2 separate regions of the Homo sapiens genome follow, and region 2 is linked to region 1. A link is an interaction called in ENCODE POLR2A ChIA-PET data of the cell type or tissue named here. Cell type or tissue: Panc1. All regions are shown on one strand. Each heading gives the region's core, and the rest is flanking DNA. Links, peaks and the distances in the headings are about the cores only.

Region 1 (4,389 bases), core at 302-4,301:
ATCATTGTTGGGTTCCAAGAATACAAAAAATGAAAAATGCCTGGCCCATGGTAGGTGCTCTGTAAATGGTAGCCATTACTTCTTTTTTTAACAACAGGAAAGTCATATTGGCTTTTTGGATGAATCTGCAGGCAAATCTAAGTGCAGCAGTTAGGGTGGGGTAGGGGGTAGGCAGAGTAGGGAGAGCCAAACCCATCTGGGAGGAGCTTGTTTGGTTGGGGTGGAGCTCTTTAGAAGTCCAGAGACCTTGTCCTTTTTTTTTTTTTAGACGGAGTATCGCTCTGTCACCCAGGCTGGAGTGCAGTGGTGCAATCTCAGCTCACTGCAACCTCTGCCTCCTGGGTTCAAGTGAATCTCCTGCCTCAGCCTTCCAAGTAGCTGGTATTACAGGCCTATGCCACCACACCAGGCTAATTTTTGCACTTTTAGTAGAGACGGGGTTTCACCATGTTGCCCAGGCTGGTCTCAAACTCCTGACCTTGGCCTCCCAAAGTGCTGGCATTACAGGCGTGAGCCACCGCACCTGGCCTCATATCTTATCCATTCTTTAGTGTCTCAGTGACTGTAAACCCCCAGCACTGGGAATTCAGGATGTCCCTGGTCCAGACTCCATTACAGCGCTGGCTCTGCAGTAATAATGACTATGAATAATGACTGCCATAATCTAGGCCTTCACTACGTGCCTGACCCTGGGGCTTACTCTGACTAATAGAATGCACTGGAAGTGACATTTTGTGATTCCCATGCTAAATCTTAAGAGATCTGCAGCTTCCACCTTCACTTCTTGAAATGCCCCTCCTTGGAATCCCGCCACCATGCTGTGAGGAAGCTCAGGCAGCCATGTGGAGAGGTCCATGTGGAAGAAAACAGAGGTCCCTGGCCTATAGCTCAGGTAAAGATTCCAGGTGCATCAACTGTCAGCTCTGTAAGGGAGGCGATTTTGGATAGCCCACGCCTCCCAGGACCTCAGCTTACACTACTTGGAGCAGGATTATTACCTGGCCAACCCATAGTATAATGAGAAATAGAAAATAGCTGTTTTTTTAAAGCATAAATTTGGGGGCTGGTTGTTATGCAGCAATAGGTATCCAAAACATCCCATTTTAATGATGTGGAAACAGAGGCTCAGAGTGATAAATAACACGCCCAGCGTCATAGCTAGGATTTATGGAATCTGGATTCAATTCAAAGTCTGCCTAACTTCTTTTCCTTTTCCTTTGTTTTTGCTACTGGCAGGATCAACCAGGTAAGGCCTACCTAACTTCAAGACCTGGGGTTGGCTGGGCAAGGTGGCTCATGCCTGTAATCCCAGCACTTCGAGAGGCCAAGGTGGGAGAATTGCTTGAGCCTAGGAGTTTGAGACCAGCCTGGGCAATATAGTGAGACCCCTGTCTCTACCCCACCAAAAAAAAAAATCTGAAAATTAGCCGAACTTGGTGGTGCACACGTGTAGTCCCAGTTACTTGGGAGGCTGAGGTGGGAGGATTGCTTGAGCCCGGAGGCAGAGGTTGCAGTGAGCCAAGATTGTGGCACTGCACTCCATCCTGGGAGACAGAGCAAGACCCTGTCTCAATAAAAATTAAAAAATAAAATTTTTAAAAACCTACTGTCTTCTGAGAGCAAGATATTGCCTCTACTGTTTAGTCTTTGGAACAGCCTAGGGCTGGATGACACAACACCCATTTCAGAGAAGAAACAGACCCAGGGAGAAAGAAGAAAGATCCGATTCTATGCATGGGGTCCCGAAGCTTGTCCTCCACCCCAATAGCTGCACCCCTACCTGAATGCATATGTGACATGCAGCTGTCTGTCTATGTCTCTCTAGGTGTCTGTGTATCTGTGAGCATGTGGTGTATGTGTGCGCTGTCATGGTGGTGTGTATTGATATGTACCTGTGGTGCGATTGTGTGCGGGGGAGGGGGGAGCCTGTATAGCATGTGGCACGTGTTCATCTGTGTTTTCGTGCGTGTGCGAGAGGGTGTGGTATATATGGAGGCCCGTCTGTGTGAGTGGTGTGGGTGTGTGAGCATGTGTGCGTGGAATGTGTGTGAGATGGGTGGCGTATGGCGCAGTGTGTGTTCCAGAAGAGGAGACCCAGTGCCTGGTCTTGGTCCTGTTTTCCCTCCTCAAGCATCCCAGCATCTTGCTGACACTGATCTGGGTCTGGGAACATCTTTCCTGAATAAACATGATGTCATTTCCATTCCATTCAGCCTGCGCCGGGACAGCTGCTGTCAGCATCACTGAGGGAAATGCCACCTCGGCCCTGACAGCTGCCACTTGGCACACTTTGTAGAGAGCTTCTCCGGGAAGGAAAAAACCAGCCAGTCATGCAGATGCTATTTAAAGTATGTTGCATCTTGATGAGAAATGTAGAGGAAGCTAGAGTGTGCTGGGGGTGGGGAGAGTAGCTCAGGACCCTGGGCTGGGTGTAGGGAAGGCTCGGGTGACCAAGATACAGGCTCCATGTATCTCAAGCTAAATCTCTTCCTACCTTCCATTTTACAGATGAGGAAACTGAGGCCAAGACAGGGGCAGGGGCTGGCCCAAGATCACAGAGCAAGTCAGAATTGCAGAATATGAGAGCAGGACATCATGATCAAAATCTTCAAATCTAACACCCATATTGTACCAATGGAGAAACTTCGGCCCAGAAAGGAGAAGCAATTTGCCCACGTCCATGCAGAAAATCAGTGGCAGAGCTGGGATCTGAGCCCAGGTTTGAGGCATGGGTATTTGATCTTTGGCTTGAACACACTGACAACCTCTGTCTTGCATACAGTAGGAGCGAAACAAATATTTGTTAAATGACTCACATTGTTTTGGATAACTTAGAAGTGCACTGAATTGTTCCATCCTTTTCCCTTCCTTTCAGATCCAGGAGCACCATGTGCCTGCCCTATACAGCTGCTCTGGGGGCTTCCCCCATGCTGGAATTGGTTTCTACTCCACCAGGAAGTATGTAAGTTGCTTCTGGTCAGAGAAGGGGACTTCTCACTCTTTCAAGTTGGCGCCTTGAGAGTTCAGCAAACCTAGGCCCAAGTTTGACCCCTGCTCTCTAGCTGATCTCTCTACCCTGTCCAAACTCCAAACAGTGTCATTTAAGGCTGTTCATCATTCTGCCTCTTTATACCTTTTCTTGCTCGTCCCCCATCTTGTTCCATTAACCGCTGATCCTGTAATGTCTCATTCTCCCTGAGTAAGCTATATTCTTTCATACCTCCATATACTTTTGCATGTGCTTTTGCCTAGAAGGACATTTCTCTGCCTGTCAAACTCCTATTCATCCTTCAAGACCCCACTCTGATATCAGTCCCTCTCAGAAACAGAGTCACTAATCTGGGGCTCACAGGCTCTCTTGGACATCCCTTGATCTAGTAAGTTAAAATTAATGATATGATTCTCTTTACAAGTTCAAGAGCTCACTAGTGGCAGGAACAGAGGCTGAGCAATGTCTGTTTTCCCAGCATCCAACTCAGAACCTGAAACAGAACAGGTTCTGAAGGAATGTTTAGTGAATGAATGCCCTGCACGGTGACTCACTAATGGGCCCTGGCCCAGAAGGCCAGGCTGTCCCCAGAGAAGCAAAAGGAAAGAATGACACCAGCATGGCATTGAGTTCCAGGCCTAATTAGAAGCCAACCTCTAGTAATTCATAAAATTCAGCCAAGTTTGTCTTCAAGATCTTACCTCCATCCTTTCTGGGCCACCTCACCTTCCCACTATCACACCCAGTCCTGCTGCCTCTCTGATGCATAAATCACCCACCAGGCTCTCTCTCTCTCTCGGGGGCCCAAGGCTTCAAAATAACTTATTTCTCCCTTAACCTCCAGAGAAATTCTTTTACTCTAATTGAGACCAATTGTCTTGGATGTTGGAAAAGCAACCTGATTAAACATGTTCATAATGACACATGAAGGACTTGTATGCCATCCAACTTTCTTAGAGATGTTGGCAAAAAAGGAAGGAGGAGGGAAGGAAGGAGTTGGGAAATATTGTTAACAATGAGATTTAACAATAAAGCAGAATTGGAAGTAAACTCAGACAAGAAGCACTTTCCTAATGTTTACAAAAGCTTTGAGGCTGGGTGCGGTGGCTCACGCCTGTAACCCCAGTGCTTTGGGAGGCTGAGGTGGGCAGATCACTTGAGGTCATGGGTTCGAGACCAGCCTGGCCAACATGGTGAAACCCTGTCTGTACTAAAAATACAAAAATTCATCGGGTGTGGTGGTGAGCACTGTAATCCCAGCTGCTTGGGAGGCTGAGGGAGGAGAATCACTTGAACCCAGCAGGCAGAGGTTGCAGTGAGCTGTGATCACCCCATTGCACTCCAGCCGGGGCAACAGAGGGAGACTCTGTCTCAAAAAAAAAAAAAAAAAAAAGCTTTGA
Region 2 (4,389 bases), core at 275-4,274, 100 kb before region 1:
TAAGTCCTAGAAAAATATGGAGCTTTTGCACCGAAAGGGATGGGCATTCCCTCATCGGTGAAGATGTGTGCTTCCACACCAGTCTCTTTTACTAAGTCTTTTTTTTTTTTTCTTTTTTTTGAGACAGAGTCTTACTGTGTTGCCCAGGCTGGAGTGCAGTGGCATGATCTTGGCTCACTGCAACCTCTGCCTCCTGGGTTCAAGCAATTCTCGTGCCTCAGCCTCCCAAGTAGCTGGGATTACAGGCGTGTGCCACCACGCCTGGCTAATTTTGTATTTTTAGTAGAGACAGTTTTTCACCATGTTGGCCAGGCTGGTCTCAAACTCCTGACCTCAGGTGATCCGCCCGCCTTGGCCTCCCAAAGTGCTGGGATTACAGGCGTGAACCACCGTGCCTGGCACATTTCCTAACTCTTGACCAGTAAACCAGAGTGATCCCACTGACGTGTCCTCTGTTTCAGACCATTCCCTGTGCTCAGGGATGCTTGGCTCAGAGCACAGAGCCATCCTGCCTGTGGATGGAAAAGGCAGCTACTCTGTGGGTGGCGTGGGGGCGGGGAGAGACAATGATGAAAGAAGCAGGACCCCTGGTGACTATACCTGCCCAGGAGGGGACTATACGGGAAGCCCCGATTCTGGGGAGAGCCCAGAGGAACTCAGCTCAGCCCAGAGCCCAGAGTGGATTCCAGGCAAACTTTCTGGTACCTAGAACCAGGGAGGCCAGGGAGGGAGGCATCTGGGACCCCCCATCACCACCCAGCAGCCCAGAGTCCCTTCCCTAATCCCCTCTCAGCTCCAGTTCCTGGCAGGGGCTGCTGCGAGATTCCCCGTGCAACCCTGACACGGGGCTGTAGCTAAAACATTGGTCTGGCAGTTTTCCCTCTTTAAGTTGAAGTGTGATGTTGGCAGGCAGCAAGCTGTGGTGGCAGGCTGCCAGGGGGAGCATGTGTTGGAAATCCTTGTTCCATGTTGCAGCAATCTGGGGCTCCCCCACCCGCAAACTGCTCCAGAGCCAGCCAGCCCTGGGGACCAGAGCCTCACGCTGATGGGGAGCAGCCACCGAGATGAGGAGCCTGATGAGGCAGAGGGACTCAGAGGACCAGGAAGAGGGAGAGAAGCGTGAGTAGAGATCATCAGAACTGAGATGGAGCCACAGAGAGACATGGAAATAGAACAGCCAGAGACAGAGACCCAGAGAGACACACACAGAAAGAGAGAAACCGAGAGACCCACGGTCAGAGACATCCAATGAAGACTGAATTTAAGGAAGATAAGGGCCGAGCACAGTGGCTCACGCCTGTAATCCAAGCATTTTGGGAGGCTGAGGCGGGTGGATCGCTTAAGGTCAGGATTCGAGACCAGCCTGGTGAAACCCCGTCTCTACTAAAAATACAAAACTTAGCTGGGCATGGTGGCACACGCCTGCAATCCCAGATACTCAGGAGGCTGAGGCAGAAGAATCACTTGAACTCGGGAAGCGGAGGTTGCAGTGAGCCGAGATCGCACCACTGCACTCCAGCCTGGGTGACAAGTGCAAGACACTGTCTCAAATAAATAAATAAAATAAGGAAGATAAGAAGCACAGAAGAGTGAGCAAAAGGGACAGAATGGGCATACAGTTCTGTCTCCAAATCTCCTGTTGTCAGAAAAATACATATATATTCAAATAAATGTATACTATCTATAACAGTTGTAGAAAACAAGAAAGAGAATCCTCAGTGGACCGTAACTTTGGAGTTCCTGAAAGATGGAAAGTAGATAGGCTTGGATTGACAGAGGGACTCACAGTGTCTCTGCCACAGGAGGAGAGATCCACTGTGCAAGTCAGGGCTGGCTCCAGGAGTGCTCCAAGCTCAGTCAACAGAACCCAGGAATACTCAGACCAGCGAGACAGCCTGGGGCGGTCATGAGAGTTAGCAGTTGAGGGGTTTAGAGCAGCCAAGCTGGCCAGCCCCTCACTGCCCAACTGCCCCCAGCACCCCCACCCCACCCATCACTCATGCTGAACACCCAGCAGCAGTGGAGTTTGCCCACAAGCCAGAGGTGTGCGAGGGAATATTTAGGTCTCAGAGTCAGAACATGCCCTAAAGCAGCCACCCCGAATCTTTTTGACACCAGGGACCGGTTTCATGGAAGACAGCTTTTCCACGGAGCGGGTCGGGGGACGGAATGGTTTTGGGGTGAAACTGTTCCACCTCAGATTATCAGGCATTAGATTCTCATAAGGAGCATGCAACCTACATCCTTGCATGCTCAGTTCACAATAGGGTTTGTGCTCTTATGGGAATCTAATGCCACCGCTGACCTAACAGGAGGTGGAGCTCAGGTGGTAATGCTTGCTCGCCCGCCACTCACCTCCCGCTGTGCGGGCCAGGTAGGACAGGCCACAAACCAGTACGGGTCCCTTGGCCTGGGGGTTGGGGACCACTGCCCTAGAGTATCTAGTCGCACCCTAGGAAATGGGAAAAACGTCAACTTCCGTGACAGACCACTAGTAGCATGCCTTCATGGTGAGTATCAGAGGAAAACCCTTGTGGTCAACACCGTCCTTCAGAGGCAGGCAGATCAGAATTCCCAAAGCAAAGGTGAGCAGAAAACCAAGAATGCCCAAGTATTTGAGCAAAGTCGACCCCGGAAGAGAGCATCAGACTTAACAAAGAGAAGACCTGAGACCCGAGGGAAAAGACTTCAAGAGCAAACACAAACCAAAGAAGACCTTTTTTTTTTTTTTTGAGACGGAGTCTCGCTCTGTTGCCCAGGCTGGAGTGCAGTGGCGCGATCTCGGCTCACTACAAGCTCCGCCTCCCGGGTTCATGCCATTCTCCTGCCTCAGCCTCCCGAGTAGCTGGGACTACAGGCACCTGCCACCACACCTGGCTAATTTTTTTTGTATTTTTAGTAGAGACGGGGTTTCCCCATGTTAGCCAGGATGGTCTCGATCTCCTGACCTCGTGATCCGCCCGCCTCAGCCTCCCAAAGTGCTGGGATTACAGGCGTGGGCCACCGCGCCCCGCGAAGACCTTAAAGTGTGCAGTTACTATCCCGAGGGAGATGGGAGAAGATAACATATTCATGAATTGAGGACAGGCTGTTACTAAAATAAATCACTAAAAGATCTTGGAAATTTAAAATAATTGTTCAAATTTAAAACTCAGTAGGATGGCTGAATAGTAGCATAAATACAGCTAAAGAGAAAATTGGAATCAATTTAAAGATATGCAGCCCCTATGCCTCTTCTAGGTGTTTGCTTAGAGAAGCTCTTATGTGTATACGGAAATATGTATAAAAGTGTTCACTGCAGAACTGTTTGAAATAGCAAAAAATTGGAAGCAACCTATCATTCAACAGAGAACGGATAAATAAATCATGTTTTGATGCCATTACAGAATCCTATACAACAGGTAAAATGAATTACCTAGAGCAACATGTATCCACAGGGATACATTTTTAAAATATGATGCCTAGTGGAGGAAAATAGGCAATTGCAGAATGACAGATTTTACTTTTTTTTTTTTTTTGGAGACAGAGTCTTGCTCTGTTTTCTGTTGCCCAGGCTGGAGTGCAGTGGCATGCTTTTGGCTCACTGCAACCTCTGCCTCCTGAGTTCAAGCAATTCTCCTGCCTCAGCCTTCTGAGTAGCTGGGACTACAGGCACATGCCACCACACCCGGCTGACTTTTGTATTTTTAATAGAGATGGGGTTTCACCATGTTGGCCAGCCTGGTCTCGAACTCCTGACCTCAGGTGATCTGTCTGCCTTGGGCTCCCAAAATGCTGGGATCACAGGCGTGAGCCACCATGCCCAGCCCACTATATACCTTTTTTGATGCAGTCAGTATAACTTGGATGATTATACTTCAATTAAATTTACATTAAAAAACATATATGGAGCCAGGAGCAGTGATGCACCTCTAGTCCCAGCTACTCAGGAGGCTGAGGCAGGAGGATCACTTAAGGCCAGAAATTCAAAACCAGCCTGGCAACATAGCAAGACCTGTCTCAAAACAAAAGCAAAGGTCGGGCGTGGTGGCTCACGCCTGTAATCCCAGCCCTTTGGTAGGCCAAGGCGGGTGGATCACCTGAGGTCAGGAGTTTGAGACCAGCCTGGCCAATGTGTCGAAACCCCATCTCTACTAAAATACAAAAATTAGCTGGGCGCGATGATGTGCTCCTGTAATCTCAGCTACTTGGGAGGCTGAAGTGGGAGAATTGCTTGAACCTGGGAGGTGGAGGTTGCAGTGAAGATTGTACCACTGCACTCCAGCCTGGGTGATAAAGCAAGATTGCATCTCAAAAACAAAAACAAAAGCATATATGGAGAGTGCATACCCAAAATATATAAAGAATCTTTACAATGTGGTAAGACAAAGATGGGCAAAAGATTTGAAC

What was found. ChIA-PET counts read pairs that join two places held together with the same protein. Peaks named below come from ENCODE experiments on the same cell type or tissue, not always from the same donor. Only the 100,000 strongest peaks of a DNase experiment are listed, where the experiment ranks them.
Region 2: POLR2A ChIA-PET joins it to region 1 with 5 read pairs; 2 of 35 experiments call an interaction of 5 or more read pairs at or near these places.

Annotation. Positions count from the first base shown.
Region 1 is chr9:124,077,270-124,081,658 of GRCh38, reverse strand. The region is part of intron 2 of LOC107987037 (a long non-coding RNA gene); the gene reads right to left. Among named protein-coding and RNA genes, the nearest start is that of LHX2, 68 kb to the right of the region's middle. RefSeq lists enhancers at 2,675-2,969, 1,976-3,175 and a silencer at 2,675-2,969. In Panc1, for the core only: no CTCF peak of the experiment used is centred there; DNase peaks (open chromatin) are centred at 2,328 and 2,788; H3K27ac peaks cover 856 bases.
Region 2 is chr9:124,177,342-124,181,730 of GRCh38, reverse strand. No RefSeq gene overlaps it. Among named protein-coding and RNA genes, the nearest start is that of NEK6, 78 kb to the left of the region's middle. In Panc1, for the core only: no CTCF peak of the experiment used is centred there; no DNase peak of the experiment used is centred there.